Regions from separate parts of the Homo sapiens genome. Here region 2 is linked to region 1. Evidence: read pairs that join two places in POLR2A ChIA-PET (ENCODE). Cell type or tissue: endothelial cell of umbilical vein. All regions are shown on one strand. Each heading gives the region's core, and the rest is flanking DNA. Links, peaks and the distances in the headings are about the cores only. Region 1 has its middle 140 kb from the start of LINC02742. Region 2 has its middle 79 kb from the start of LINC02742.

The links. ChIA-PET counts read pairs that join two places held together with the same protein. Peaks named below come from ENCODE experiments on the same cell type or tissue, not always from the same donor. Only the 100,000 strongest peaks of a DNase experiment are listed, where the experiment ranks them.
Region 2: POLR2A ChIA-PET joins it to region 1 with 11 read pairs; 8 of 35 experiments call an interaction of 5 or more read pairs at or near these places.

The regions. Positions count from the first base shown.
Region 1 is chr11:28,751,494-28,767,544 of GRCh38, reverse strand. No RefSeq gene overlaps it. Among named protein-coding and RNA genes, the nearest start is that of LINC02742, 140 kb to the left of the region's middle. RefSeq lists an enhancer at 706-1,207. In endothelial cell of umbilical vein, for the core only: no CTCF peak of the experiment used is centred there; DNase peaks (open chromatin) are centred at 8,074, 9,664 and 10,334; H3K27ac peaks cover 3,785 bases.
Region 2 is chr11:28,814,960-28,831,010 of GRCh38, reverse strand. No RefSeq gene overlaps it. Among named protein-coding and RNA genes, the nearest start is that of LINC02742, 79 kb to the left of the region's middle. In endothelial cell of umbilical vein, for the core only: no CTCF peak of the experiment used is centred there; no DNase peak of the experiment used is centred there.

The DNA.
Region 1 (16,051 bases), core at 5,017-13,016:
GGAGGCACCCCGGCCCAGTAATGCTGTGGCTCTTGGTAGACTTCTAGATGTACTACCTTTGTACTCTTGGATAAGATACAGAGAATTCCCTGGATTACCAGGCAGAGACTCTTGTTATCTTATTTTCTCCCAAAATAATAGAGTCTCTCTGTCTGTGCTAAGCTGTTTGGAGCTGAGGGAAGGGTGACATAAGCACCCCTGTGGCCACTACCACTAGGACTGCTCTACATCAGACCAAAATCAAGCACAGCACTAGGTCTTGCCCAAGGCCCATAGTAACCACTCCCTGGTTACTGCCTTTGTTTGCTCAAGGTCCTTGGGCTCCACAAACAGCAGGTGCTTAGCTAGCCAGAGTTGTGTCCTTCCCTTCAGTGTGGCAAGTTTCGCTAGCCCCAGCTGGGTCCAGAGATGCCATCCATTTGGGAGACAGAGCCTGGAGTTGGAAACCTTAGCAATCTATCTGGTGCTCTATTTTACTGTGGCTGAGCTGGAACCCAAGCCACAAGACAAAATGGTTCCCAATTTTCTCTTTTATTTCCACAGGCAGAGGAGTCTTTCCCCATGGCCACCACCACCACAGGTCCATGGGGAATACTGCCTGGCTACCACCAATGTCCACTCAAGACCCAAGGACTCTTCAGACAGCTTGCAGTGATTACCGACAGGCCTAGGACTCTTTCTTAAAAGCACTGGGCTCCCCTCTGGGCCAGGGCAGGTCCAGAAACATCCTCCAAGTGCCAAGACCTGGAATAGGGCACCCCAGGAACCTACTTAGTGTTCTACCCCACTGTGGCCAAGCTAGTACCTGAGCTGTAAGGCAAAGTCCTCTCTATTTTTTTCTCTCTCTGTCTCAAGCATAAGGAGTCTCTCATCATGGCCATCACAGCTGGGAATGTGCTGGGTCATATCTGAGCCAGCATGACTCTAAGTCTCACTCACAGCCTGTGGCAAGTACTGCCTGGGTACTTCTGATGGTTTTTCAAGGCCTAAGGGTTCTACAGCCAGCAGGGAATGAGTTCTTCCAGGACTGGGTCCTTGTTTTCAAGACAGCAGTTTCCCTTCTAGCCCAGAGTTTGTCTAGAAATATAACCCAGCAGCTAGGGCCTGGAATGAGTGTCTCAGGAGTACGCCTAGTGTCCTATCCTGCTGTGGCTGAGCTGGTATGCAAATTCCAAGATGAAGTCCTCTTTACTGTCCCCTCTCCTCTTCTTAAGAGGAAGGAAGGCAGGTAGAGCTGTGAAGTACCTCCCAGAACTGTGAGGTACACTGCCTGGGGTTGGGAGAGAGGTGCCACAAGTATTTCCTTGGTCACCCTAGCTGGTGTTTCACTAGGTCACATGCCACCCATGTCCACTGGCTCTAGGTCCAGCATAGCACTAGGACTTACCTAGGAATTGTAGTCCTTCTGGTCTAACCTGCCTTTTAAGTTTATTTAGGACCCCAGAGCACTTTAGCCTGCAGAGACTAGACTTGTCAGAACTTAGGTTCCAACCCCTGGAAATGGCAATTTTCCTCTGGTTGTTCTAAATGCTCCCTCCTTGGGTGCCAGGTGAGTTCTTCCCCATGCTGCTTTCTGTTGTGACAAGGCAGCACTGAGTTTCAATACAAAGTGTTACAATCACTGAGCTCTCCCTCTCCCAAATGCACAGAATCTCTCTCTGCACCACATGGTGCTGCTAGGGGATGGGGGAAGGGTGGTGTCAATTCAAGACTGTCTTTCCTACTCTCTTCAGTGCATCATTTAGTTATATAAAGTTAAAACCAGGTACTGATTGCTCATCTGATTTTGGATTCTTATGAAGGTACTTTTTTGTGTGGATGGTTGTTCAGTTTGGTGTTCCTGTGGAAGGACAATCAGTGGAAGCTTCTATTTGACCATCTTGCTCTGCCCCCAGAATTTACCTTAATGCTTCACTCATGAATGCCTAGGCTTTCTCCAGCATTCACTTCAAAATTATTTCAGCCTCTACCCACTACCCAGTTCCAAAGCTACATTTGCATTTCTAGCTATTTGTAACATCCCTATTTCTCTACTACCATTTTTCTGCCTTAATCCATTTTTTGCTTCTCTACCAGAATACCACAGACAAGGTAATTTATAATGAGCAGAAGTTTGTTTCTAACAGTTCTCACAGGCTAGGAAGTCCCACATCAACGTGCCAGCATCTGGTGAAGGCCTTCTGCTGTCTTATAACATGGAGGAAATAATTACATTGTAGAAGGGCAAAGAGGGCAACAGAGAAATCAAGAGGTGCAAACCCACTCCTGCATTGATGACATTAGTTTATTCCTAAGAGTGGAGCCCTCATGACCTAAGCACCTCTTAAAAGTTCTACCTCAATACTTTCACAGTGGCAATTAAATTTCAAATTTTGGAGGGGCCAAACATTTAAACCACAGCAGGTGGCTATACCTGTGTAAGATAAAATAGACTTTCAGTCAAAAACTCACAAGGAAGATTATATGATAAAGGCTTCAATACATCAATAGGATATAGTAATGATAAATATATTTGCACTCAACATCAGTGTACCTAAATATATAAAGCAAATATTAACATAAAAGGGAGAAACAGACAGCAATATAACAGGTTTCTTCAATAACCCAGTTTTAATTACAGAGAGATCATCCATATGAAAATCAATAAAGACACACTGGATTTGAACTATACTTCAGACAAAATGGACCTAACAGACACGTGCAGAGCATACCATCTAAGAGCAGAACAAACTTTCTCAAGTGCACACAGAACATTCTCTAGAATATATCATATGATAATCCACAAAACCAGTCTTAATAAATTTTAGAAGACTGAAGTCATCTCAAGTATCTTTTCCAACCACATTGGTATGCTCATTGGTATTGGTATACCAGATATTATCAGGAGAAAAACTGGAAAATTTACAAATATGTGAAAAATAAACTATGGAACAATCAATGGATCAAAGAAGAAATAAAATATAAAACCAATTCCTTTTTGGCATTGTTATAATTGCAGGAGCTAATGAAATAGAATGATTGCCTATAGGACAGTTGGTTGGGGAGAAGGTGATTCTGCACTTTGGCTCTGTCTGCAAGATCCTTCCAGGGCAGCTCATATTCTCATAATTCCCATATAAGCACTGGAGAGGCTTAATGATGATAAAAGACTGATTTGGGTTGTATGCAGTTAAGGATACCTATAAGCAAACATCCCACTGGGAGGTTACAAATCATGTTGAAAGCCAAGTTTGTCCCCATTGACTTCTGAAAAAAAAATTAGGGACAAGGAAAATTGATTCTGTCCTACTACATCAGGCACAGTCAAGATTCTTGCTTGATTTTTTAACAAGGTTTTCCTAGATATTGAAAAGAAAGCACACAGTGCTAAAACCCGGGTTTTAAGTCTCTTTTCAGCAACAGGCAGAAACAGTTATTTTTTTCACAGATCCTATCATCTTATTACAATCAGCTGTGGTCCATTTCATTCCAATCTCAGATGTCTCATTCTTTTTTGCCTGTTGTCCCTCTGACAAAGCAAAAGGGATTCCAAGTTACTAATTACAAGTTACAATTTGCATTATCCACTGTTAACAGAATATCTTTCACCTGGTGCTGTTTTCTATTGTTACAGCCAGTCCCAACTGGAAAGGAGTTTGGAAAATATATTTCTGTGAGATACCTCTGCTTCCTGCTGCCCCTATTTCAGAAGTCAATGGATTTTACAAGACCTTGTTCAAAGTTAACCAGTGGATGTTCCAATACATGCTCAGTATACTCATTGTGGAGGAAACAATTTGGAGGAAAAAAAGTGTGAAGAGAACTTGAATTATCCAGAATAAATGCATTCACAAACCCTACTGACTTATAAAGAAAACATTGCATATTATATGTCACTTCCAAAAGATGTTGGACCAAAAGTTATGAAACTTTTTTGTGTGAGTCTTGTTATTGATCAATTGAATTTTTCAAGCAAAAAGAATTCTTACCAGTAATTCCTCAAAACCAACTGCCATAGGCACTACTGTGACCTTACTCTCACTTTTGCAGGGAACACTGGTTCTACATTGAGTCTGGGTATTTTAACTTTAAAGAATGCAGCATCAATATTACTATATGTCTAGTCATAAAACTAGCACTTTCTGTCAACTTCTCCATAGTTCCTAATATGTAATAATTGGCATCATAATCCCAGACTTAAGATTTCAGAACTGCATAAGCAGCATATTTGCACGCCCCAAAGGATGATCACATTACTGAAACATGATAAAACCAAAAGCATTTTTGTAAATGCAAATATAATATATAATTTAGGCACTATCTCTCCAACCATAGATTACTATGCTTTGTTTTGTCATTTTTCCCAAACATGTCTTTAGCCAATGTTCCACCAGAAAACCATTTCTAAAGCACAAAGAGAAACAGAGAAGTATGACATATATAGTTTGTGTGTGTGTGTGTGTGTGTGTGTGTGTGTGTGTGTGTATAAACTAAGTAGCTAACTTTTAAAAGGGATCAATTTAAACAGTTACAACATAAAAATTCTGGAAAGAACTCTGCATGTGAGGACAACAATTTCCAGGGAAAAAAGACTAATGTATTAGAAATAGCCTGAGGACAGAGGAGAGATGGCATTAATCAACCGGACCTGGGACACAGGATAAGATACAGCTTGGAATGTTAGGATCTATGCAAAATATCTCAAACAAATGACTTTATAAACTCTATAAATAAGTTTAGCTTCCTCTGAGAAAGGTATTGGGTAGCTTAAGTATTATGGAGGCTCTTTTCCTCTCTTTGAGACAATCTTCGTCTTTTGCCTTTTTTACTCTTCAATGCCACACTAAATTCATGTGGCAAATTAACCCTGAAAAAGCTGAGAAATTACTTTTCTGCAATCATTTGGAATAACTGAAGTTATGAAGCTTTCACTGCATAAAGTGCTTTGGCCTGTATCATTGCTTGTCCTGAAAAAGAACTCCAATATATAGTGTGTTTGTTTAAAATAATAATGCCATAAACTGAAATAATGAAAACCCAAAAGTCCAGTTTTATTTTAAATAAAAAATATGGAAAAGGCATCACTAGTTTTTTCCAGTACATCTAAGGATGCATTCTATTGATTGCCAATCAGTGGGAAGACCCAAAAAGTTTCTAAAGATTATCTCTGTACCATGCCTATGAGGGTAAGCAAACCCATCCTGCTTGAATAATATGGAGACAAAAAGGAACAACTGGAGCTATAAAATTTACCTCCAGACTTAGTGTCTTAAAACAACAAAGATTTATTATTTCTTATTCTTTTGAGAGTTAATTGTGCAGTTCATAGTGAGCCAGCTAAGATGGGCCTGAATGATGTTGGAAGGCCTCACTAACATGGCTAGTGATGGACTGGATGCTAGCTAGAGTGAGAGAGAAAATCTTGCCATGTGTCTTTCATTATCCAGAAGGCTAGCTCAGCCCAATCCACATGGTGGTGGTCTCAGTGTTTCCAAGAACAGCAAGAAGAAAAGCCCCATAATGCAAACACGTTTTAAGGGTCTGCTTGCATCACGTTTGCTAACAATCCTTTGACCAAACTAAGACAGATGGCCAACCCATATCCAAGGAGTAGAGAAATAAACCCCATATCTACCTTTAAAGGAGAAACTGCAAAGATGAATTGTTAACGGGCATGCATACATGAATGAGAAGAATTCGTGGTCCTTTTTGTACTCTACTGCAAGTATCACAGAGGTAGGATGGCCTTTGAAACTAAGTTTGTTCCAGGTCCTCTACGGAAAGCTAGTGTCCAAAAATTGTCTAAATGAAAATTTTTTTGTGATTTGTTGATGCCAGAATTTCCCTTGAAACAGATATATATTTCCCTAGCATGGTTCAAGGCTATACTACAGGTTTTTCCCATTCCAAAACCTTGATGTGTGGATAAACACAAACACAGCCCACCTGGAAGAAAGTGGAATCTACTGGGTAGAGAAAAGACGCTGCTTGCCATTGGAGGCTAGTAATTCCTGGGTATCATTATTCTGTCTGTTGTCACTTGTCCTAAGTTGCAAATCAATACAGTCTGAGTAGCTCAAGAGGTTAAAAAAAATCTAAATACAAAATATTTCATGTTGTGATTTTCTTCTAATTCTGTCTTGAAGCCTCTTTCTATCCCTGCTCTGTTAGAACTCCAGCAAAGGTGGTCTTGGATGTTTACGGTATGCTTTCACGGGATGATTCTTTATCCAGGCAGACAGCCTAATGGTTAAGTGCCCACCCCATGACCAGGTGTGCCTCTCACAGAAAACTTGTTTATACTGGCAGATGTTCTGTGGCTCTTTTCTGGCCTGTATCCAGTTTATTTCTACCAAGATAGCCACTTTGTAGGAGAGCCCTGACCAAAAGGAGTGTTACGTTTGAGCATGTTGGTCAGGTGAGACACAGAGGAGGCAGAACAACAAAACACATGACATAACAGAAGCATTTGATTACTTACAAATCCACAAGAAAAAAGGATGTTCACAACAGCCAACAGGAAGCGCAGAGATAGCAAGCGTTCTCAACCAGCAGGAGAGAAGTAGGAGAGAGAGGACTAGGCTTTTATTAAGCTTCATGAGCATTATCTGTTTTGCTTTTCCTCAGGGGTTTTGAATTGACTGGTTTAAAGGAAACACATGCGAAGGGGGAAAGTTACTTATATGAGTCAGGTGTTAACCATTAGGTTTATTGTGGTCAGCGGCTTTGGGATTTGTTGGGTTTTGGGTCAGTGAAATGAACAGAGGGCTATATTGCAAAGAACCACACAGAGAGGAAAAGTTTTAACTAGGCCAAAGGTGATGGAGTATAATTGAATTTCAAATACCTATGTCTGGCATAAAAATGGATCCCGAGGCAGCAACTGTATTAAACAAATTGATGTAACTCATTACTCGAATTAGTAAATAAAAAAGGTAATAAATATATGTATCTGAACAAAATAGCTGAACCTGTAATTAAGTTTAATAACATATACTAGTAAATTCTAGGGTAGATTTTTGAGCCATTTTAGATCTTGCATTCTACAAACTTTAAAAGACTACTTAAATAGTGATTCTTCTACCATTAACAAAATAATTCATGGTGAATGGCAATTTGTTTACAGTAATAATATATTTATTTACCATCAGCAATATAATATATAGTTTTAAACCTCAGACCAATGTCCTATCTTTCTTTTGTTCAAAGAATCATCTTTATGGTCTTAAGGCAGAGGATAAACAGCACATTCCATAATGGAGTAAAGTTTTCCTTCAACATCTCAACATTCATAATGAAAGCTAGTCAAGTTTGAAAATATTTTCTTTCACTTCAATCAGACATTACTGGATTAGCTACTTTATGAGTCTATTCCTGCCTGGTCTAGGTTCTTTCTAATTTTCTAAAATAATTTAACTAACAATACTTCTTAGTCCTGGAACTTCAAAGAACATTGACACTCTAAAGAAATGTAATTAACCTCTAGTTCAGAGATGTTTGTGGGATTTTATCTTATTTATCAGCTCTAATAATTTGGTAGTTGCTGCCAGAGTACTATATTGAGAATGATTCTGAGGTTATATCTGGTCTCAGGATGGAAGAATACAATGATCAATTAGTAATGTCTGGCATAGGAAAAAGAGGGATGGCAATGTAATTGCCACTTACTTCCCATCCCTACCATAAGTCAAATTTGTCATTTTAGACTGAGAAAAAAAAAAAAAACAAACAAAAACAGGCTTATCCAAGGTCTCACAGCTATTGAATGATAATGTTTAGTCTAAAAACCCACCATGACTTCGAAACAATATTTTTTGGGGAATAGACATTTGTCACTTTCCAACTTACCATCATCCACTTCCCAATATTTTTATTAGTCCTTTACTGTGTGCCAATGTGGTTGGAAGATGATTTCTAGTTCTTGATTCCTTTTGCTATTCCTTTCTCAACCACAGCAGCTGGGACCTTCCTCTACCTGGCTATACCACAGAACAGGCCAATAAGCTAGGCTTTGCTGATAAGGTGTTTGTTCTGGAACTCTGAATCTTAAGTAATGCAAAGAATGAGGAAATGGGGGAGGGAGGGTTGTTAGATGATCCCATAGCCAGAGTTCATGGATCAGAAAGTTGTTGCAGCATGATTTTGACTACATTTCCTGCTATCTTGATTTACAACTCTTGGTTTTCTAAACCTTAGACTACCAAGTTAATTGTCACTTCTGGGAAACTGATGTCTTTCCAATGCATCTCCTTTTTCTTAAGGCCAGAGATAGGTTCTGTTGCTTCAAACCAGAGATCTTGACTGATAATTTGTTTAGCTCCACAGTCATGAGCAAATGTTAGTGATGCAATGTTTTTCTCAGCCAAATTATACACTTATATTTTCAACCCACAAAAACTGAGTAAAACATTTTTCATTGAAAAATATAAAAGATTCTCCTGTGCCGAAATCATCAATGTTTGACATCAGAAAGTAGTAGGCTGAAGGGTATAAAATGATAAATACCAGTCATCATTTTGTCATTTGATAAAAACATCTACAGTCATGTTATTTCAGACAGTAGACCAGCACAATTATACCATGATATTGGGCCTCTTTTTTTTTTTTTTTTTTTTTTTTTGAGATGTAGTTTCGCTCATGTTGCCCAGGCTGGAGTGCAATGGTGCGATCTTGGCTCACTGCAACCTTGGCTCACCACAATCTCTGCCTCCTGGGTTCAAGTGATTCTCCTGCCTTAGCCTCCCGAGTAGCTGGGATTACAGGCATATGCCATCACGCCTGGCTAATTTTGTATTTTTAGTAGAGACAGGGTTTCTCCATGTTGGTCAGGCTGGTCTTGAACTCCCAAGCTCAGGTGATCTGCCCACTTCGGCCTCCCAAAGTGCTGGGATTACAGGCGTGAGCCACCGTGCCCAGCTGATATTGGTCCTCTTAACATATTTCAAATGTCATCAACATTATCTTATTCTTTCAATGGCAATCATGAAAAAGCAAAAATTAAATAGCTGAAATTACACAAAGACTTGGCTTTATGGATTAAATAAGAACTGACTGGGGAAAATTCCCTCACTTTCTCTGCTCTGTGTTCAGAATATATAATATCTGCTGACGCTAGGTAGTAAAAATATATATATATTTCTAAGATTAAAGTCTGGTTTACAGACATTTTGTTCACATAAGCTGTAACAAACTAGTAAAAAGTCTTACTACAAAAGTCTCCAGTAAAATACATTGGCAAATCTACTCCTAAGCCGTGGTTTACTTATCTGCTGTCAAGAAGAAAAGGTAAGTAGATATGCTGTATGAGAACCTTATAATGTATTTCCATCATACTGATATCACTTTGAGGCTATTCCATAGGGTATATATCACTCTTCTTGACTATTTACATTAAGACTCCATTTAACATTTTTTTCTTTTAGCCTTTCTGTCTTCATTAATGAAAAACGCTACATTAAGAAATTTCTGCTTGCTTTTCCTTCTTGTTTCATATAGAGACCCATGTGTAATCTGCAAAGTAGTCTGAAAAGAATGGCACAAGCAGTCAAAATATTTACATATTTCTCTGTAAAATATTTCATATAAAGATTTAACAGGCGTAAGTAAGCTATGACAAGCATGCTCACTTATCTGAAGAAAAATACTTTGAGCTGATTTTCTGGCACTGAAAGGAAAGCTGGCTAAGTGACATCTTCCTTTATGGAATGCAATGATTAAACCAATGAGTTGTGCTTTACCTTCTCCAGGAAGGTCAGTATGATATGGAGCTGCTTTCAGTGATGCCCAACATATTGCACTTGAACTTACAGAACCTGTCACTAATATCGGTAAGTAAAAGCAAGGCTTAATGTTGAGGTTAAAACAAAAATGAAAGGAATAGAGACCAAAAACAAAATAAAACTGTATGAGAATGTAAATATTATATGAATAATTTCATACAAAAACTGGGAAAACAGTGAGTGCTCCAATATTAAGAACTATCTCAGGTTTAAAGATGAGAAATGGAGTATCTCAAAACCAGGTTTTATCTATAGACTAAATACATTTTTCTCTCCTCCTAAATTGTAAGAAGAAAATAACTGGAGAATATTGCTGTGATCTCTTACAAGTTCTTTCTTCCAGCTTTGGAAGAAAGAGAAAAATAAACAGAAAATTCATTTATCTCGAAAGATAAGTATCCAAGTTCAGAAATCCCTGTTTGCTTCACAGAGGAACAAGCTCTAATCTCACAAGCTATGGAGAAGTCCCATAGATTCTCCTATATTGAAGTCATCAACATCTCACATCAGAGAGTAGTAGGTTGAAGAGTGTAAAATTATGAACACTGGCACATCGGGAAGACCACATTCCAGCCCAAATTTCTCACCCATCACAATGACCTGAACTTAACCTCTACTACTTGCCACTTTTCCTTACTTGGCAATTGAAGAAAATTCCTTTCCCTTGACATAATTACAGAAATGGAATGAGTAAGAAGTTTATAGCCTATGAATAGTATTGGTCCTACTTTGGACAAGAGGGATAACTTGGAATAAGGTTGGATCCTTACTGTGTAGCAAAAAGGCTGGCTACCACAAACTCCCCAAAAAGATTACCATAATATTGTACAGTGCCTATTGGTGAGAGGCCTCCTTGTTAGCAGCTCTGAGCATAACATTCACTCTAACCTATCTTAAATTGCACAGTTTGTAAATGCATAGGCAATAAGTCTTGTCTAACAGGATTTCAATAGCCTTGCAAATTCTACCTTTGGAAAATATTCAAACCAATAATTGTCATTCATATTCTTTACCACCTTCTACTCATCTGCACAGAACAAGAAGCCAAGCTGGGCCTCTTAGAAGACTCGGTTCTGGTTGTTCAGCTTCTGTGATTTGATTCCCTACCAGTGACAGACAGGATGGGCAAGTGAGGCAGGGCTTCCATCCTAACTTAAAGGCTCAGCATTTAAAGGGTGACAATCTGCTCATTCCAATATGTCTCTCAAAGGAGTTAGTAGTAGTTGTCAATGTTTGTTTTCAGTATGATGTTTTTCAAGGCACTTTTAAAACCAGATGGAATTGGCACCAACTTTAAAAAATTCAAATGGGGTTTTCCCTGAATTTAGAAATATCTGGTAATTTTTTTATTTTTATTTATTTATTTATTTATTTTTTGAGACAGAGTCTCTCTCTGTCATCCAGGCTGGAGTGCAATGGTGCGATCTCAGCTCACTGCAACCTCCGCCTCTTGGGTTCAAGTGATTCTCCTGCCTCAGCCTCCTGAGTAGCTGGGACTACAGGCACGTGCCACCACACCCCGGCTAATTTGTTTGTGTGTTTTCAGTAGAGATGGGGTTTCACCATGTTAGCCTGACGGTCTCAATCTCCTGACCTCATGATCCACCCGGCTCGGCCTCCCAAAGTGCTGGGATTACAGGCGTGAGCCACGGCGCTCAGCCTAAAATGTTATTTTTTAAAATAAAATAGGAAGTTAAAAAGCACTGTGTACTCTTACATTCTGCCCCAGAAATAATGGGATGGATGAATAATGGGTTGGATGAAGATTGGGCTGAAAAGAGATTTCACCTTTGGGAGGCATCTCAATACTTCATTTGAACAAGGTAAAATATTTTTCATGAAAATAACCTATGTATCAACCTGAAAGCCGGTATGTATATGGAATCAATTTAAAAGATGGAGTATAGAGTTTGAAGTCAGGATGGTCAGGGGGCTAATCGCAACTTAAACAAGTGACAGCTGTATTAATTATCTGAGCCTCTTTCTTATCAATCAGCGGGACTAGTAATAGTATATGCTGCATGAGTTGTTTGTAGATATTAAATGTGATGTCAAATATAAAGTGCCTACTTGATATTTTTGATAAGGCACTTAAAAATACATGTTTTATTTTATAGCTTAATGACAGCTAAAGAGGCAAATAAATATTGTATATGAGTCTTTGCCACAGCTGCATACCTACCTTTCAATTCCCTGAATCCTTAGGCTTCATTCACTTTATCTCACCTGGATTACTGTCCTCCTGGTGGTAGGATCATTTATTCTTTTGTCATTTACTGACAGTCCTCTGTGTACCAGGCACTGTGCTATGGTCTCAGAGGGCAAAAAGTGCCATACATTCTGTACTCTCTGTCTTCAAGGAGCTACGCTTCAGGTGGTGGTGAGGTAAGCAGTGGCTTCTGATAGCTTTTACAATACATACAATGATGTGTCATGATAGAGGTGTGTAGAAGCTGCTAAACTGCCTTCTTTGGGGCTGGGGGAGATAGTCAACTTCATGATGAAAACTTCTGCTGAGCTGAATGTGATTTCAGAATTAATAGCACAAAGGACAGCAATATTCAAAGACAGAGACTCCTGCAAGAACAAGGTGTTCAGTTTGGTTGGAATGCAAGAAAGGTTTCATAAAGTAGTAGTAAGTGAATGGGGAGGGGTGTCATCTTCTGAAATTACTAACTTACAAAGATAGAATAAACTTGACTGACTGAAATAAAAGCAATCATATCAGCAGTCATTGCATATTATTTGTTATGTGTCAGGACACTTTTCCATATTAACTCATTCAATGCTTAGAAACACCCTATGATGTAAATATCATGACTGTATTATCATCATTTCACACATTAAAAAAAAAAAAAACCTGAGGTACATAAAGGTTTAGCTGTTTGCCCAAGGATATCCCACTAGTAAGTAGCAGAGCTGAGATTCAAACTGAGTCAGTCTAGGTCCTGAGCTGGAGTCTCATCACAACCATATTCTGCCTCTTTTGTTTTTGCATTATTAGTTACAGAAGCTTGTATCCCAAAAGATAAATGATGAGAGCCCATGGCATATGACTGGCCTCCAGCTACAGTGGCCTTATCAGCATTACACTGACAGACTGCCACTGGAGATCTTTCTATGAGCACCGCAGATGCATACACTTACAAAATGGGAAACATTCTTACCTCAAAAGGCTCTGAGGACCCAAAGTCATACATAAGCCTTTAGCCTGAGACATGCTAAAGATTAGTTGTAAATTTCTTTCCTTTCCTTTATTCTCTCTTCCTTTTTTACTTCTTTTTTCTTTCTTCTTTTCCTTCCTTCCTTCCCTTCTTCCCTCTGTTCCTCCCTCCCTCCCTGTCTCCCTATCTTCCGTCTTTCCTTCTTCTTATTCCGTCTTCTGAATTACTACCTAGTAACTCTTCTACTTCCCTGAATGACCTTTTGTGATTGTACCCCATAATAAAGCTTTAGTGACAAGAGACAGCTAGAAAAAATCCACTAATGCTGATAATTGTTGGTGATCATTCACAGGATTACTAGATGAGTTAGGAAAAGTTACTAGATGAGTTAGGAAAAGTTGTTAGATGAGTTAAGACCCAATCTCAGAATCATGGTCAACATTGAGCTATATCCATTTATAGTTTCCACTATTAAAAAATCTCCTTTGGGAGGCCAAGGCAGGCAGATCACGAGGTCAGGAGATCGAGACCATCCTGGCTAACACAGTGAAACCCCATCTCTACCAAAAATACAAAAAATTAGCCAGGCGTGGTGGTGGGCACCTGTAGTCCCAGCTACTGGGGAGGCTGAGGCAGGCAAATGGCGTGAACCTGGGAGACAGAGCTTGCAGTGAGCCGAGATCGCGCCACTGCACTCCAGCCTGGGCGACAAAGCAAGACTCCATCTCAAAAAACAAACAAACAAACAAACAAAACTCAGGCTGTCAAGGTATCAGTTATTTGTAATATAATATCCCCATACTACCACTCAAGGCAACTGTTGGGTAACTAATGTAATAAAATTATTATTCAAGAAAGACTTTCAACAGTGTTATCATTGTAAAATATCAGGATTGAAAGTCATCAAGAAAGAAATGCATTTCCAAAACTTGGCTTGAATTTCCTCTAGAATAGACCAACTAAGTAGCAGGTCTGAGATAGAAAAACCAACCAAACAAAAAAAAAATCAGTCTTAGAGGTCCTCTCTTTATCTTAAATTTACATATACAGTTTAAGCAGGGATGGTGAAATGGCAGGGGGCTTGGGGGGAGCACTCTTTATGCTATGCCATTCTCCTAATTTCATACATATTTATTTATTAAAATTATACATATATATTATATCTGCATTTTCATTTATACACATGCTAGCAAGAATTTTCAAAAATTCTTTATAAATTTGAAACCATCTCGTTTCCAACAGAAGTCCAATTTACCTATTTTTCGACATCCTGTTCATTTGCTACTTGTCTTATGAATGAAAGTATGAAGCAAATAGTAATGTATTCATGTGCCATCTCCTCAAGTGTATAAAGGTTAAGGAAAATTGATTACAAACAAATGATATCTATGACAAAAGCAGAGGAGTAAGGTAACCAGCCCCCCAAATTAATCAGCATATAAATTAATCTTGCTTCCAAACAAAAAGTAGGACAGGAAGCATTGTCATCAATAATCTACTATGCCAAGACATTCTCCAGGATGAATACTAATGAATATAAACAAATAGTAGCTGGAAGAGAAATATAAATTCTTAAAACATTAAGAGGAAAAAGTATGAAAATTTTCTAATCTGTAAACCACACATATTTTATGTATCCTACTATCAACAACAGTGCTAGCTCAGTAATTGATTACCATTTACAGAGCACCTACTGGGTGTCCCACACTATGCAAAGACCTTTCCATATGTTACCTTTAGTTTTCACATTCACCTTTTACGATTTTCACAACTGGGCCTCAGAGAGTTTATGTGACTTACTTACCAAGCTGTAACAATATACCTAAATCTCTCCATTTTCAAAAGCTAGATGCTTTCCACAATCTAGAGAAAGACTGAAAATACTTTTTCAAAAGCAAATAATTTTAATGATATACTCTGTGTTTCTACAGTTCTGATGTGCATTGACTAATTGCTACTTTTGGTTTATTTTAGAAGTTATACAGTTTTTATAGAAAGTATTACATTTTCTTTTGACTACTTAATTTTTGATCTGTTCTAGAAATGACCTTCCATAAAGATCTGGATGAATGAAGGACAGAGATGATCTGAGGTAAAGACTGTTTCTGAGGATAAACTTTCCTAAGGGAGGAAGATTCTTTGATGATGATTTTGCCCTATCTTACTTCACAGTGTTTGCCACAGTCCTCTAGTTTTTCCTCTCTAATTGCCCCTCAATTCTCTTCTCTATCAAGGACAGAAACATATAGAAATCCTATATTTTCAAACCCAACCAACCTACATGATTATGAAGTGTTCTGAGGAGAAAAAGAGCCATGCATGGCTAATAATTCTTAAATAGACTGTTATGCATTAAGGATGAGTAGAAAATTAGCAAAGATTTTAAATGTTGACAATAAAATTGCATATGCTGTGACAGATGAAAGAAAATAAATAAATATTTGTGTGACTGTGAATAAGGGTTTCCTCTCAATTAGTTAAGTCACACTTTGCAAAAAATCAGGTTGCAAGTCTTTTTCTTTTTTTCTGTTTTTGTTTTTTGTTTTTTGTTTTTTGTTTTGAGACGGAGTCTCACTCAGTTGCCCAGGCTGGAGTGCAATGGCACGATCTCTGCTCACTGCAAGCTCCACCTCCCGGGTTCACGCTGTTCGCCTGCCTCAGCTTCCCGAATAGCTGGGACTACAGGCGCCCGCCACCACGCCCGACTAATTTTTTGTATTTTTAGTAGAGACGGGATTTCACCGTGTTAGCCAGGATGGCCTCAATCTCCTGACCTCATGATCCGCCTGCCTCGGCCTCCCAAAGCGCTGGGATTACAGGCGTGAGCCACTGCGCCCTGCTGCAAGTCTTTTTAAAATATCCTTGAATAATACCTGAAAACACTGTGTTTAGTAGCTAAAAACAAATAACCTACATTTCCAACATGACACATTATCTATCCATGTAATACTATACTGCGCAGCCACCGGTGTGTGACTGCTATAGAACAATGTCAAGAAAGAAATCTCCATGGGCCGGGCGCAGTGGTTCACGCCTGTAATCCCAGCACTTTGGGAGACCGATGTGGGCAGATCACTTGAGGTCAGGAGCTGGAGACCAGCCTGGCCAAAATGGTGAAAGCCTGCCTCT
Region 2 (16,051 bases), core at 4,099-12,098, 64 kb before region 1:
CTGAAAGATTCCTCAGTCCCCTGAACACCATGGTATTCCTTGTCATGGTGTCTAAAATTCTACCATTTGGATATTTGTTATTTTTGTTACAGAAAGTTATTGTCCTTAAAAATCTACCACAGCTCCAACACTTTGCCTTTGTGATACAGATAATATGATATCTTGCTGAAGTTTATTCATCTATTCATACAATGTGTATGTATTCTTTGACATATATTAAAAACATTTTATTTCACTGGGGATAGAATAATATGCAAGAGGCATAGCTCTTGCCTTCAAGAAGTTTATAGTTAGTGCATCCCAAGAGACTGAAGCAATATTATTGAGGGGAAGGATACTGTCAGGATAGGTACCCAGGAATATTGTATAAGAGAGGTGGAGAAAAAATGTGATAGTAATGAAAGAAGCAAGAATGCTTTGAGGATTTTTGAACATATTTCTACACATTTATAATATTTCTTAACATCAGCCAAATTTGAGACATACCCTTGATCAATAAAGTAATCAATTATATAATTCACTGATTAATTTCTTATCGACACTGATGAATGCCTATTATCTTTGGGTTTGTTATAGATTTTAATGCTGTTCTCGTATTTAGTTTCAATTATAAAAAATTAAACATATTAAAAGTACAAGTGATATTTTAACAGAGCCCTACATGTGCATACCATTAAGATGTTATATGTTAACATGTCACCATATATCTGTCTGCTGTCACTCTCTCGAAAGTGCTCTCTCTCTCCCTCTCTGAATAAGTACAGTTACAGCTAAAGACTTACCCTTTTATACCTGTTTTTTGCCTTTTTCCCTTCTCCTCAAAAATAACTAATATGAGGCTGCTTCATTTATTTATTATTTATTTATTTGATAAATATTTAATGAATGGCTACCATGTGCTAGACATTATTCCAGGTATTTGAAATGTATCAGTGAACTAAAAATAAAAAAAAACAACAACAACACAGGTTGCTGCCCTTCCAAAGTTTACAGTTTAGATGGGCAACATGTATTATAATCAACAAACAAAATTAATACATACATTTTATATTATTTGAGAGAGTGACCAATGCTGTGGTAAAATAAAAATGATGGAGCAGATGAGGAAGATCGGGTGGGGGTGACAATTATAAACTGAAAGCTGACAGAGCAAAAATTTTAAAGGGGTAAGAAAATGAGGAAGTGAGCTTAATGAATATTTGGAAAAATTAATTTCCAGACAGAGGGAATAAGTATAACAAAGACTCTACAGCCAAGGTTTACCTTGCATGCTTTGGGCTCTAGCAGAGGGAACTAAGAAATGAATTCAGAAAAATGTTAGGAGTTGGGTTATGTGGGGCCTATTAGCTCATTAATAGAACTTAATTTTAGAGAAATGGGAAGCCATTGTAGGGTTTTGAGCAGAAACACAACATCACATAACATGTTTTAAAAGGAACATTCTGATGTTAAAAACAGATGGAAGAATAGCAAGGGTAGGTGTAGAAATACAAATTAGGAGGAAATCGAAGTAGCCAAAAGGTTATGGTAGCTTGGGCTGGTGAGGATACTAAAAAGTTTCTGATAATGCATATACTTTGAAGCAGAACCTGAAAGAAGAGCATCATTCTTAATCTTTGCTACTGTTACTTAAGCATTTGTGTTTTAATTTGCTACATCCTGATTTCATTGCATGGATTATTATATTATAGTAAATTCAGTGTATCACATGTGTTTATTAACTAGATTTATATCTGTTAGGAGATGACGACCTATACACTCTGCAACTATGAAATTAAGATTTGCTGAAGACAAATTAGAGTAATTAATCACATTATCATGTGTCATTCAGACAGGCAAGAACAAAACTGCAATGAAAGGAAAGATGAAATCCAGTTATGAATTTGTAATTTACGTGAAAATTTAATACCTGCTGAGCAACATTCACAATTCAAATGTAATTCAGAATCACTTTATTCCTTTAATTGGATAGTACTATATAAAGTTTTAGTAATCAGGCAAAGCTTGTTTTGAAGAAAATATTTTGTTGCTAGCAACTTTGTTGTGTTTACATCTAAAATATTGTTAGCACAGGAAACAATCATTTATGCCCTTCATAAATCTAGTAAATTGCCATATCCTATATCAATCTTTAAAATATTTTCTTTAATGATTTTCAAATATCTCTCATTTTCACCTACCCATGTGTCTAGGATGTTCCAACCAACCAAAGTACTTTTCGTTGGAATAATAAGTCCTAATACTTCTGAAACCTTCAGCTACTTCGTACATACTGCCACATTAATACTAGAAAAAGCCATTTCTTCCTCTTTGATTCTATAAAATCATATCTAATGTATAATTTCTTACTGTATAGTGCAGTAATTTGAGTCTCTACAAAGACTTTCCAAGTCATCATAAATACTTCAGAAAGAATACATCAAAACTAGCTTGAAATGCAAGGAGAAAATAATAATTTCTGAGCAACAATTTAACACAATTTTCTTTAGTTTACAAGAGAAAATATTAGAAAAAATAATGTCACTGAGAATATAAATGATAAGATAGTAAGAGCAAGTTAAAGCATATTTATTAAAATCTGTGCCTTAAAAATATAAAGGGTATCAGCAGGATAGAGAAATAGGAAGCCCCACACCTTCCTTTTTCCATGTAGGCACCTACTCAACAACTATACATGAACAAATTCCACAAATCAGCTAAGAGGCTTCTATACCTCAGGCAAACATGCAACCAGCTGCATCAAATTGGTAAGAAAATTCATGGTATTCATTTGGTATAGTCCTTCACAATGGCTCAGCACAGCATGACCAAGTGAAAATTAACAGCTCTCAACTTTTCCTTCAGTAGGGATACAGAAGCCTGGAACATACTTCCAGTATTCAGACTTTTGGGTGGGAGGCTTTCTGAGGTTTCCACCTTGCCTGACTCTTACTAGTGACAGAAAAGGGTGCCAGGTTAAGGGCCATGCAGAATAAAGGCAAAAGATTGGACTAGTGCATACTCACTGCCATAGTTCCTCCCTTCCAGCGCCACACAGAAAAAGTAGAAGAAAATTCCTAACTTCTAGCATCTCCCTTAGGAGGGAAAGAATTAGAAAATGTGTCCAACATTCTATCATTTTGGAGGGCTTCCTGAGGGACTAGTTTCTGTCTCACCTGTCTCAGGATGGGAATAGGACTTGGCATTCCCTAGATTGCTAGGGACCAAAGAGAACAAGAGAGAACTAGGTGGCTTGCTGCTGCTCCCAGAGATCTGTGGTACAACAGACAGAAGCCAATACAGCATAGCAGCCTCTCCCTCAGTGGGGAAATGTAAGAGTGGAGCTTGCATACAATCATATGAGGCCTTTTAGCTCATTGATAGAACTTACTCTTAATTTCTGTCTTGCCCACCTTGGAGCATTCATGGAGCCTAGAATAATCTGGAATTCTGGGAACTGCTAGGAACAACAACAACAACAACAACAAAAAAAAAACTGTGTGAGTTGCATCAGCTCCAGAGAACCTGCAATGAGGCAGAGAAGCAACTGAGGGAACAAGACAGAATGAGGTCCTGAGGTAAGAAACCAACAAATCATTCTAATTGGGAATTTACACATACAAACTCAGAGAAGACACATCCATAGAAAAGGTATGAGAGGCCCCCAGAATCTCAACCGGGGCTGATTGGTGAAGATCTTTCCTGTATGAAACCAGTCCATGAAGACTGGGAGAGGTGGCTGTTTTTCCAAATGCATGAATTTTAAAACAGTTAAAAACATGATCGAATTAAAGCAATAAAATGTACCTCAAGAAACCAACTGTAAATAAACAAAAGTAAATAAATTACCTGACAAATGATTAAAAATAACCATCATGAAATGCTCAATGAGCTCAGAAAAATAATGTATGAGCAAAATGAGAATAATGAGACAAACATTTTTAAAATCAAGGAGAAATCTTAGAGCTAAAGAATATAATAACTGAATTTAAAATTTCACTAGATGGTCTTAACAACAGACTTGATCAAGCAAAAGAAAGAATCAGCAAATTTAAAGGCAGGTCATTAAAAATTAACCAATCAAAGGAGCAAAAAGAAAAAATAATTTAAAAAATTAAAGCATAAAGGACTTACGGGAAACCATCAAGTGGAAAACTATATACATTATGAGAGTCAAAGAAAGGGGAAGAGAGATAAAACAGGAAATAAAAGTTATTTAAAGAAATAATGGCCCCAAATTTTACAAATCTGGAGAAGGAAATGGACTGTCATATTCAAGAATGAATGAATCCCAAATAGGATGAACCCAAAGTAGTTTACACTAAGACACATTATGATCAAATTGTCAAAGACAAAAAGGAAATTTTGAAAGGAGCAAGAGAAAAGCAACTCATCACACACAAGCGAGCCTACATTAAAATATTAGTGAATCTCTCAGCCAATACCTTGCAGGCTAGGAAATCTTGTGGGATGATATATTTAAAGTGCTGGAAGAAAAAAACTACCAAATAAGGATACTATAGTGGCAAAACTATCTTTCAAAAATGAAAGAGAAACAAAAGATTTTCTCAGAAAACAAAAGCCAAGTGAGTTCATTACCACTCAACCTGCCTTATAAGGAATGCTAAGGAGAGTCCTTCAAGTTGAAATGAAAAGATACATGAAAGCAACACAAAAGCAAACTAATATATAAAGTTCTCTGATAAAGGCAAATATATAGACAAATACAGAGTATTGTAATACAGAACCATGGTATGTAAATCTCTTAATTATCTTAAAGAAATTAAAAGACAAAAGTATAAAACTAAAACTATAAAAACATGTTAATGAATACTGAATTGTTACAGGCAGAAGGTGTCACCCCAAAATTCATATGTTGCAACCTAATCCCCAGTGTGATGGTATTTAAATGTGGGTCATCGGACGTAATTACATCATGAAGGGGGAACCCTCATGAGTGGAATTATTGTTCTTCTAAGAGGAGGCCAGAGAGCTAGCCAGCTTTCTTTCTGCCCTGTGAAGATACAGAAAAAAACATGGCCATCTTCAAACCAAGAAGATGGCTCTCATCAGAACTCAACCGTGCTTTTACCCTGATCTCAGGCTTCCAACCTCCAGAAATGTGAAAAACAAATGCTTGTTTATTAAGCCACCCAGTCTATGGTATTCTGTTGAAACAGCCCAAACTATGATAAAAATATAAAAAGATGCTCTTGCTTATATGGAGAATCTAATAAAGTTGAACTTGTAGAAGTAGAGAGTAGACAATGGTTATCAGAGGCTTGGTGCAGAGCAGGTTGGCAGTGAAGAGGAAGGAAATAGGGAAGCTGCTTATTAAAGGATATAAAGTTTTAGATAGACAAAAGGAATAGATTTGAGATTTATGGCACACCAGGGTGTCCATTGTCAATAAAATGTATAACTTATTTCAAAATAACTAAGAAAGTAAATTTCAAATCCCTCACCATAAAAAATGATAGGCAAGCAAGGTAATAGATATATTAAGTAGCTTGATTTAATCATACCAAATTATATACATGTATCAAAACAGCACATTGTACTCCATAAATACACATAGTTATAATTAGTCAATTTTTTTAAAAGGGAAAATAAAAGAAATTTAAACTTCCACAAATTCTATCTGTATATTTCAGGACATACTCTAGGAAAATAAAGGACAAAATCATTAGGTAGGAAGACATGGGACCTGGGAAACTGCAGGTTAGAAAGAACTAGAGGTTAAAAGGCTCAAAGAAGGGAGAAGCTATTTAATTCAATAGAAAATCTGATTAAACAGCTAGATAAATTTGACTAAAAGTAAGTTTGTTCATTAATAATATTATTATAATTACATCAGAATGACCTAGCTGAATTTGTTAGGCTCAAAATCTATGACTCCCAGACATTCATTTGACTCAATATACATTATTATACTTTAATATCCAAGAAATGTTGCTGCGCATCCCAAGGATAAAGAGTTAGGAAGAATCCCTATTTCCTTACGAAACTCAGCATAGAACTGGTAGTGCAGAAACTTTGGAAACAATCACAGAGACATTTGGTGTCCTCAGGGCTTTAATCTGTGGGAATATGTGGCATGAATCCATAATAAAGCAAGCACCTTTTATCAAAGGTTATCTTTCTTACAAAGGGTACCACCAGCTGAGAGAAGAGGTGGCCACACATACTTCAAGAAATTTCAGCATCAATAAGGAGGCCAGAGTGGAAGACCATACCGTTAATTCTGAACACATCTATTGAATACTCTCTGGAAATAAAAACAATAAAATCACTAAGATTTGGGATAGGGTAGTGTTTGGTTTACAACTGTCAATAGGGCAGAGTTCCTGATCAATGAGCCAGCAACCTTTAAATTATTCATAATACATTTTAAATCATATCCACAAGCTGATAGAGATAAGAAACATTCATTTTACATGAGAAAATTTATTAAAGATTACATTGCAAAAATAATTAAATGAGAAAACACACGTTTTTTTCAAGTGATGGCAAAAAAAAAAGGCCTTTGATAAAAATTAAACAGCTGTTCCTGGTTAAAACTCTCAGAAAGCTAAGAAAAGAATATTATGAATATAATACCATAATATCTAATATAATACTTCATAATGAAACACTGGAGTTGTTCCCATGGACATCAAGAGCAAGACAATAATGTGGAATATTTCCATTATTATTTGGCATTTTCCTGAAGCTTTATCTCATAATATGTTAAAACGAAAGGGGTAGAAAATTTACCATTATTTGAATAATGCAAGATTATATGCACAGAAATTCCAGGAAGATAAACGAAAATTTCTAGAATCATTAAAAGATGAGTAACAATATTTTCAGATTAACACATTTCAACATTTTCATATAAAACAATAATAATAAGTTTGAGAATATTTTAAGTTTTGAGTTGCATAGCTATAAAAAAAAATCCAGAAACACTGCAAAGAATAAATATGAAAGACCTTTATGAAGCAAGCTATAAAAATCTCTAGAGAGACAGAAAATAAGTTTACATTTAAATATGGAATGTATTTATTTCACATTTTTGGTGGGGAAACTAAACATTACAAAGTGTGAATATGGAATTTTTACCTATTTTTTAACATGCCAGTATTTTCCAATTTTTCTAAAATGAGTGGCCAAAAAATTTATAATAAAAAAGGTAACAAGTACACTGAAGGGGAAAACAGGCTGAATGAAACACAATAGTAATTAGTGGTCCATTGTGTGCTTTGCCAAAAATGAATAATGGACATAAACAATGATGCAGGAAGATCATCTAAGGGTGTTGGCGGGGGTAGATTTGAGGGGAAACAGGCTACGGTATGAAAGACCAGCAAGAATACAGCTATATGACAAGAACTATGAAAAAGAGAGAAAAAGAAATAGTGAAAAGGGGAAACACTCTTGAGGATGAACTGATGGGTTTCTATGATAATAGAATAGAGGGACTGGAAGGGAGAGGAAGCTAAGATCATCAGTACTTCATCTTGAGGGACTGCAGTATGGAGGTGGAGAAAACTGATGAGAAGGATAAAGTAGAGAAACAGGTCATGAGTTTCATTTTGGACAGAGCACACTTCAGAAGCAGCACACCATTCTCAAGTTCAGAGTATTAGCTGTGCTCCTCATGTAGATGTATAAGTTAACTAGGATGATAGTAGTATTGGAATATGAACATCAAGCAGCAAATAAATGTCTTCAAAGAGAGGACAATGAATAAGATAGTGGACAGATGATAGTGACAAGGAGGGATGGAGGGTTGTATAGTCAAATATAATGTTCAAAGAAGAAGAAGGAATTGTGATCTGTAAGACAATATGAGGGTTATGGCTTAATTTGACAAATAATACTGTTATTTCAAATATTAGAGCATTTTTCTACATAAGGAATTTAACAGAAAATATGTTATGATTCTGCATTTAAAAAGTAGTATCTGTGTAACCCTGAACAAGAGTAACTATTTCATAATTCTGCTAGATCAGAAGCTCCTTGTGGATAAGAATAATTCTATTTGATCTTCATAAAATTCCATATTCCATACCACAGTGCTGGGTTTCCCCCTGAATCTCAACAGAGAAAATCTGGCAATGTACAATGCCACATCGTTATAAAATATTTGAGTCATCACAGCAGATATGCACAAAGCTATTTAGCACAGGTGTCTCCAAAGTTGAGACACATTTGAAGAGTAAAAAGGTACCTACGGTTCTCACACTCACACTCCTGGTGTGATTTTGTGCTAATGTTAGCACACCGAGATATAACGTTAAATGTGTCATATTTCTGGGTGACTCATTAGCTGGTAGGAATTTGTTAGAGGAGAGTCAAAGCTTTCCAATATGTCTATCTTTATTTGGTAATTTCTATGTTTATATTTCCCCATTTAGAGAAAATTCCAGAGAGTTTGGAAGCATATATAAATACATATGAATAGCTTAAAGTTTTATATGCCACATATTATTTTGATATACCCCAACTGGAGAGTAGAAACTCTCTTATCTGTGTCTCTAAAATACGCACCTACCTCTGCACTTACATGATACTGCAACTATTTATATTTACATCTATCTTCCTCAATATACTGAGAGACCCTTGACACAGAAACCATGCTTCATTCATTTCTGTATTAAGGTTTACTAAAACAGTTTCTTGCACATAATAAGCATTCATTAAATGTTTCTTAACTAAATGGATGAATTAATTAACATGATTTAAAAATTAAATTCTTATGAAACAATACAAACAATTCAGTAAAAATCTCCAAGATAAGCAATACTAATTATTCCATTTACCGAAATGTGGGAGTTTGATTAAAAAGTTTTCCTGTTATGTCATAATTTTATTTTTTCTGTCTATCATATGGTTTTAATCCTAGGTTAGAAATTATTCCTGTATATTACCTTCAATTAGGAATAAGAACAATACATTTATGGTATTTATTAAATAGCTATAAATCCTGTAGGATCTCAGAATTCACAGTTCTAGATATCACTTTTAGTTGCAAAGTTTGTAAGAGATACAGACTGAAAAAATAAAGAAAATTTGAATGGCTATATGTTATGTGAGCCTAGGATGTTATAGGAGTCAATAATATCAGATTTTTGATATTTCACTTTTCTCCTAAGACTAAATGCAACTCTTCCTTTCAACACATTACCAAACAAGAAAAAACCGATACTGAATGTATAAGGTAAAAAATAATAATTTTACATTGCTCTGAATAAATTTGATATGCACAGAATGGAGGACTTGAGGTCAAAATTCAGTTCAGCTCAAAAAACATTCATTCAGCACCCACACAGGCAGGTTCTGTGCTAAGTGCTATGGTCTGTAAAGATGCAAGCCCTCTTGGAGCTAAAAGTTCACTGGGGAAATCAGACAAAAATAATTACAATAAAAGCAAATAAGTATAACACAAATGTTCCAGCTCTGTGACTATACGTGAGTTAACCTCTATGATCCTCAATTATTCTCATTTGCAAAATAATGGAAATAGAACCTGTTTCAGATCATTGTTATGAGAATTAAATAAGACAATGTATATAAAGTTCTTGGCACAGTGCATGGCATATTGAAGCCACTCAACAGTGCTATCTATTACTAGCAATTATTTTATATGATACTCAAAGAGGTGTCATAGACAAGACAGTGATTAGTTTTATTTATAGGATTATGGTTTACAGATTATATCAATCAGGGAATAATTTATGGGGAAAGTGATATAACAGTATAAAAAGAGAGCACAGAGAGCTATGTATAAACATTAATTCTTTATTTGCTAGCAGTGAGATTCTATAAACTCCCTAAGGCTCTACTTTCTGATCCGTAAAATAAAAATTACAATGTGTACCTCATCACAATGAAGATTAAATAAGACAATGTGTGGAAAATATTGCCTGACACATAACAAGCATTCAGAAAAAGGAAAGAAGGGTGGAGGGAAAGAAAAATTCTGAGAGAAAGAGAGAACTTAACAGAAAGAGAGAAAAGAAGAAAGGAAAGAAGTGGAAAAGAGAGACCAAGGGGTAAGTAATAAAACTGCTAGAGTGTTAAATCAGTTATCATTACTGTGTAACAAATTATCCCAAAACTTTGTGACTTAAAACATCTATTATTTCACAGTTTCAGTGGGTCAGGAATCCAGTTCCAGTTTAACTGGATTCAGGTTCTCTGGTTCATGTTCTCTTAGAAGGCTTCAATGTGTTGATGAAATCCATAGCCCTTGCAACGCTTGAGTAGAGAAGGATTTACTGGCATGCATATTTGTGTAGCTGTTGACAATATTCAGTTCTTCAAAAGATATTGGCCTGAAAACCTCATTTTCTGATGGCTGTTGCCTGTAAGCCACCCTTAGTTCCTTGCTAAGTGGGCTTCTCTATAGGACAGAGGGAAGAGAGAAAGAAAAAAGTCATAGACTTTTATAACCTGATTTCAGAAGTGATACCTCTCCTTTTTTTTCTGTGTTCTGTGTATTACAAGCAAGTCATTACATATTAGATCCAGCCCTTGCACAAGGGGAGAAAATTACACAAGACTTGAATACCAGGAGGCAGGGATCACTGGGGGTCATTTTAGAAGCTACCTACTGAAAGTGTTCATACCAAGGTTGACATTTATAAATATAGTGGTTAAAAGTATGGGCTTCTAACATACTGCCTGCACTCAAACCCTGGCTCTATTACTTAATAACGTTATCATTCAGAACAAGTTACTTAACCTCTCTATTCCTCAGTTTTTCACCTGCAAAGGGTAGATGAAAATAATTTCTACAACATTAGGAGTAAATAACAATATTTAACATGTAAAGTACTTATACAGTACCCCAAGTAAACCCTCAGTACATGTCAGTTATTGTTTTTGTTATCAGTGTTATTTATAAACTGTTGAAAATAGAGCCAAAATGCAGCAAGTCACAGAGTGACAGAAAACAAAAGGAGGAAAATGAGTCTATACGTTCTTGCAACACGTTTTTCCCAAGACATCTTGGTAAGACACCTTGTCTGGGTCAGGTTGGCAGTTTGAAACAATCCTTGCCTACGGTGCAGTGCATTATGTTCTGTTGCAATAGCAAGTCACCTGGCAGCCAGGAGGAAATACTTCCCCACTGCCTTGTAATTGGCAGGTAGTGAGACAAAAGATGTGTTATCATTGGCAAGGGAGAACTTTCCTGATAATTCCTCTTAGATGAGCAAGCAATTTAATCAAATATGTTGATATAGTTTGGACGTTTGTCCCTCTAAATCTCATGTTGAAATCTGATCCCCAGTGTTGAAAGTGGGGCCTACTGGGAGATATTTTGATCGTGGGGGTGGATCTATGAATGGCCTGGTGCTATTGGTGCATTACCGAGTGAGTTCTCAAACTATTAGTTCCCACCAGATCTTATTGTTAAAAAGAATCTGGCACCTTCCTCCTTCATTTCTTTCTTCTCTCTTACCATGTGACGCCTGCTCTCTACTTTCCGCCATGAGTAGAAGCTCCCTGAAGCCCTCACCAGAAACAGATGCTGGCACCAGGCTTCTTATACACCCTGCAGAATCATGAGCCAAATAAACCTCTTTTTAAAAATAAATTACCCAGCCTCAAGTATTCCTTTATAGCAACACAAATGGAATAAGACATATATAAAATCAGAAGATTGGATCTTCCCAACCCCCTCCCCCAGAATAGCAAAGCTAGAAATATGGAAGAAGCAATCCCAGTTTTTATAAATGGTAAAAGCTGTTAATTTTGCAGTGAATTTTATACATGTTTATTCACAGCAGAGAAATCGTGTTATTTCCAGCTCCTCTTTTTATTGCTAGGAAGCCTCACAGAATTACAACCAGTGAAATATTCCCCTTTTCTCTTGGGTGATAATAAATTTCCCGGTGGAAAACAAATAGTTTTGCATTCTTGCTATATAATAACTCAAATATTTGGGCATGTTGTAGTATAACATTTTTAATTGTATAATCAAGACAAGACAATGCTTTCTTTGCTTAAATATCTAGCTATAGATATGTTTTTATATGCTTACAAGGAATTATATATGTAAAGGAGACCCGTGAAATAGCCTAATGCTTTCATTTTACAGGTGAGGTATAAGAGGCTGAAGGGCTAACAAATTTGCCCAATTTATATAATTGTTGGACTCTAATAAAATAATAGCTTATGTATTTTTAATGAAAATATCAGTACTGGGTCAGGCACTCTGCCAGATCCTTCCCACTTCTAGCTCATGTAAATCACAAACCAAATATTTATGATTATACCCTTTACAAATGAAGAAACTGAGGCTAGATAATTCATTTGCTCATTGCTTTAATACTGTTGCGCTCCTTTTATATGTCACTATGTGGGACACGGGGTGAAATGTAGTGAGATGACAGACCTAGTTTCTACCTCTGAAGAGCTTAACTTAGTGTAGGGGTGTGGAGGGGAGTGCACAACAATCAAGTACAGAAACAAATATATCAATTCAAATTGTGACTGGTGAAGGGAGCAACCAGAGAGCTATGCTAAGACTAAAGGAGGAAGAGGAACCAACCTGAAACTGATGTCTCTGAAACAGTAAATCTTCAGCTGAGCCTGAAAGAGACGTAGTCCATCAGGAGAAGAGGGGAGACAGAAGACTGCAGCCATTTGTGTTGTGTCCTCCTGAACAATATTCCATGAGAGAGGACTGAAGGGACAAGGGACCTAAGAGCAGGAAAGAATCTGACTGCTCAAAGAACTGGAAGAAGCCTGCTATGGGCTGCATAACTTGCCTGAAGTCATTGGGATAAGACCCCAAGTTTGTCTTTCCCCAGCTGCCTGACTCTAACATCCATAATCTCTCCCCTTCCTTGTGCTCATAAGTAAAGTAGGTGGTAAGAAAAGGGGCCAACATGGCCATAATCCTAAACCTCTATGTGCTCATAAAACACCTTCCTTCTACAAATCTTCAGAGGTGACAGCAACCCCAGTAGAAACTTTCATCTTTAAAATTCACCATGAGGAGGCAAAGAAGACTGCAGCCATTTGTGTTGTGTCCTCCTGAACAATATTCATAACACAAAAAGGACCAAAAAGAAGGGGCTTTCTTCTACACATCTCAAAATAAGACTACACAGGAGCTAAAAACAATACCAGAGCTGCCTCCTACCCTCTCCCTGAGGCACTGCCAGTTGAAGGTAATGCTGGCTCCCCAAAATCCAAGGCTGGAACAATTGCAGTACATTTTTTTTTTCTTTTTGATAGTGCTAACTGATAGCTCTAACTATGAGAGTAGCAAATAAGTCTTATCTTGGCATTAAAGGAAAAAGAGAATTAATAGATCCTGATCACCTATTAAATGCCAAATAACATTCTAGGCCCTATGTTTATATTACCTCATTACTTCCCTCATAGCAAACTGAGTTGTAGGTGTTTTTTGAAATGTAGTTATTTGAAAAAGGCTCAGAAAAAGTAAGATTTTTAATCTCTCACAAATAAAAATTTTTAACTCATGCTTAATTTACTCCAGATTATAATTTTTGTATTTTCCCAATACAATTGCATCTTTTGAGGTAAGATAGTGGGGTAGAGTGGCAGAGTTCATAGCATGGATGGAAGAGGAAATTACTGTATATGATGGTCCACAAATAGCCTCTGGTTTAATAGTACAGTTTTGGGATACATTTACAAAAGCAGGTTAGGGACAGATTATATTCCACCTAATTGGCACACAACCGGATACATTTTGATACACTATGATCATTGGTAGGTCATTTTACCTGAGCAGCCATAGATAAAATGTAGAAAAACCCTATGCTGTAATATGGCATTTAAATGAATTTTCCTGAATTCCAATCTGTAAGCAAAGGCAGATTCAACAAATCTCTTAGGACAGCCTCTGGTGTAGGCAAACAATCTGGCTCCGAATGCAAACACCCCCATACATCCCACATTTGTGTGCTGAGTCAAAATGCTATAAGAATATAAATTCCTGCCCAGTAGACTCTGGGACTGCGTGCTTGCTTTCAGAGATGGTTTTGTGAGGTGCTGTCCCAATTCTCTTTTTCTACACTAATGGGCAGATTGCCTTACAAGTACAAATCGTATCAAAATAGACCAGAGATTTGACAGTACCTTTCATCGGCAATTTCAAATGCACTAGCTGTATGCTAAGGTAAAATAAATCAACCTGTTCTAAAAGCAGGTAAGTTGAGCTACAAGTTAACTTCTGGAAAAGGCAAGTGTAAATGAGGCCCACAGTCCTCTGAACTGAAGGAAAAAATATTCAAGGCAGAAAGGTATTACTTTTCTTTATTCCCCCAAGCAGTTCTTAAGATTTAGATTTAATTTTTTTTCTCTTTTAGCTCTCTTGCTCATTTAAAAAATGCCAGAATATGGGTGTTAGGTTTAAATATCCCTTTAAAAAGTTATATAAGAGTGGCATTACAAAAATGCCCACATGAACCTTTGCAAGTAAAAATCAATCAATCAATTAATCAATCAATCAAAACTAACATTTCTGAGCCTCTAATGGGCCAGGTACTGTGCTATAAAATCTACATATGAGCTTGGGTATAAAAATGGGACTTTCCTGTTGTATGAGCATTTTGGCTCAAGTTACACATCTGCAGACAATGAGAGATAAGTCCCACAGCATTCTGAAGGCAGCAGTCAAGGAGATATAATAGAGTTATCTGGGTGCCATAGAAAGTGCCACGCCAGCCCTTCAACCTTCAGCCTATCACCCCATCCAGTTCATATAAGGTCGGATGGAGAAGAGTTGCCAGCCTACTGGGAAACATGTCCACCTCTCTTCCCTAGTGGGAGAGAAGAGGTAGGTGGTTCTCTGCTGGCCACTAGCCAAGAGATGCAGAGGACCAAAATAAAAACTCACAGACATCGAGAATGCTTGAAAGAAGAAAAAAATGTCATATTCTTCCATGGCTGGATGCTTGATGACCTAGAGAAACCCACAGACTCAGCTCAATGTTTTCATGAGAACATAGTGTGGGGAGAAATGTCTTAGGACCTGGATATATATTCTCTAGAGTTTTATCCTGAATTGAGATTAGTATTTGCTTTTCATCAGAAAATTCTTAAGGTGGGAGGATGACAAGAGATGCCATAAAGTGTAAGACAATAGGAAAGAGTAGCAAATAGAATAATTTTTCCTGTTCATGTTTGGAAAAGATGGTGTATTAGTCCATATTCACACTGCTATAAAGAAATAATGAAACCGGGTAATTTATAAAGAAAACAGTTTAACTGACTCACAGTTCCACATAGCTGAGGAGGCTTCAGGAGACTTATAATCATGTTGGAAGGAAAAGCAGGCACCTTCTTCATGAGGCAGCAGGAGAGAGAGTGTGAGTGTGCAGGAGGAACTCTCAAGCACTTATAAAACCATCAGATCCATCAGAGCTCATGAGAACTCACTATCATGAGAACAGCATGGGGGAACCATCCCCATAATCCAATCACCTCCCACCACATCCCTCCCTTGACACATGGGGGTTATGGGAATTACAGTTTGAGATGAGATTTGGGTGGGGACACAGAGCCAAACCATATCAGATGGAGTCTCTTTGGGCCAAGTAGATTCCATAAGACATAAGCAGATAACCAGCTTGAGGCATATTATTGAGACTACCCAAGGTATAAGGGTACAATAAGTACCTCGGGGTAAACTACTAGGACAAGATTCAACAGGCCAGGTGTAAAATGCCTTTGTGTTATCAACTGTCCAGTGTGAAAATCTATGATGGGTATTCAACCAAACCACATATTTGTGCCTTACGAAAACATGAACATTTGAACATTTGCCAAAACAGAGGAAATGACAGATAATACGAGCCAAAATAGAACTTCAAACAGGGCAAGGTAAATAGAAACCACTTTCATCCCTTTCCTCTTCTCTTCCTTAACGCTGAAGGAGCTTGAAGGGTGAGGAAAGAGGGGAGATGGAGGAAAAAAGGATACTAAAAGGAGAAACCATGCTGTCTTCCCAATATAGGTGGAATATATTTGAGACTGAAGTTTCAAGTTTACAATTGAAGTCATGAAAAACATAACTACCTGAAACTGAATGTTTATGGCAAAA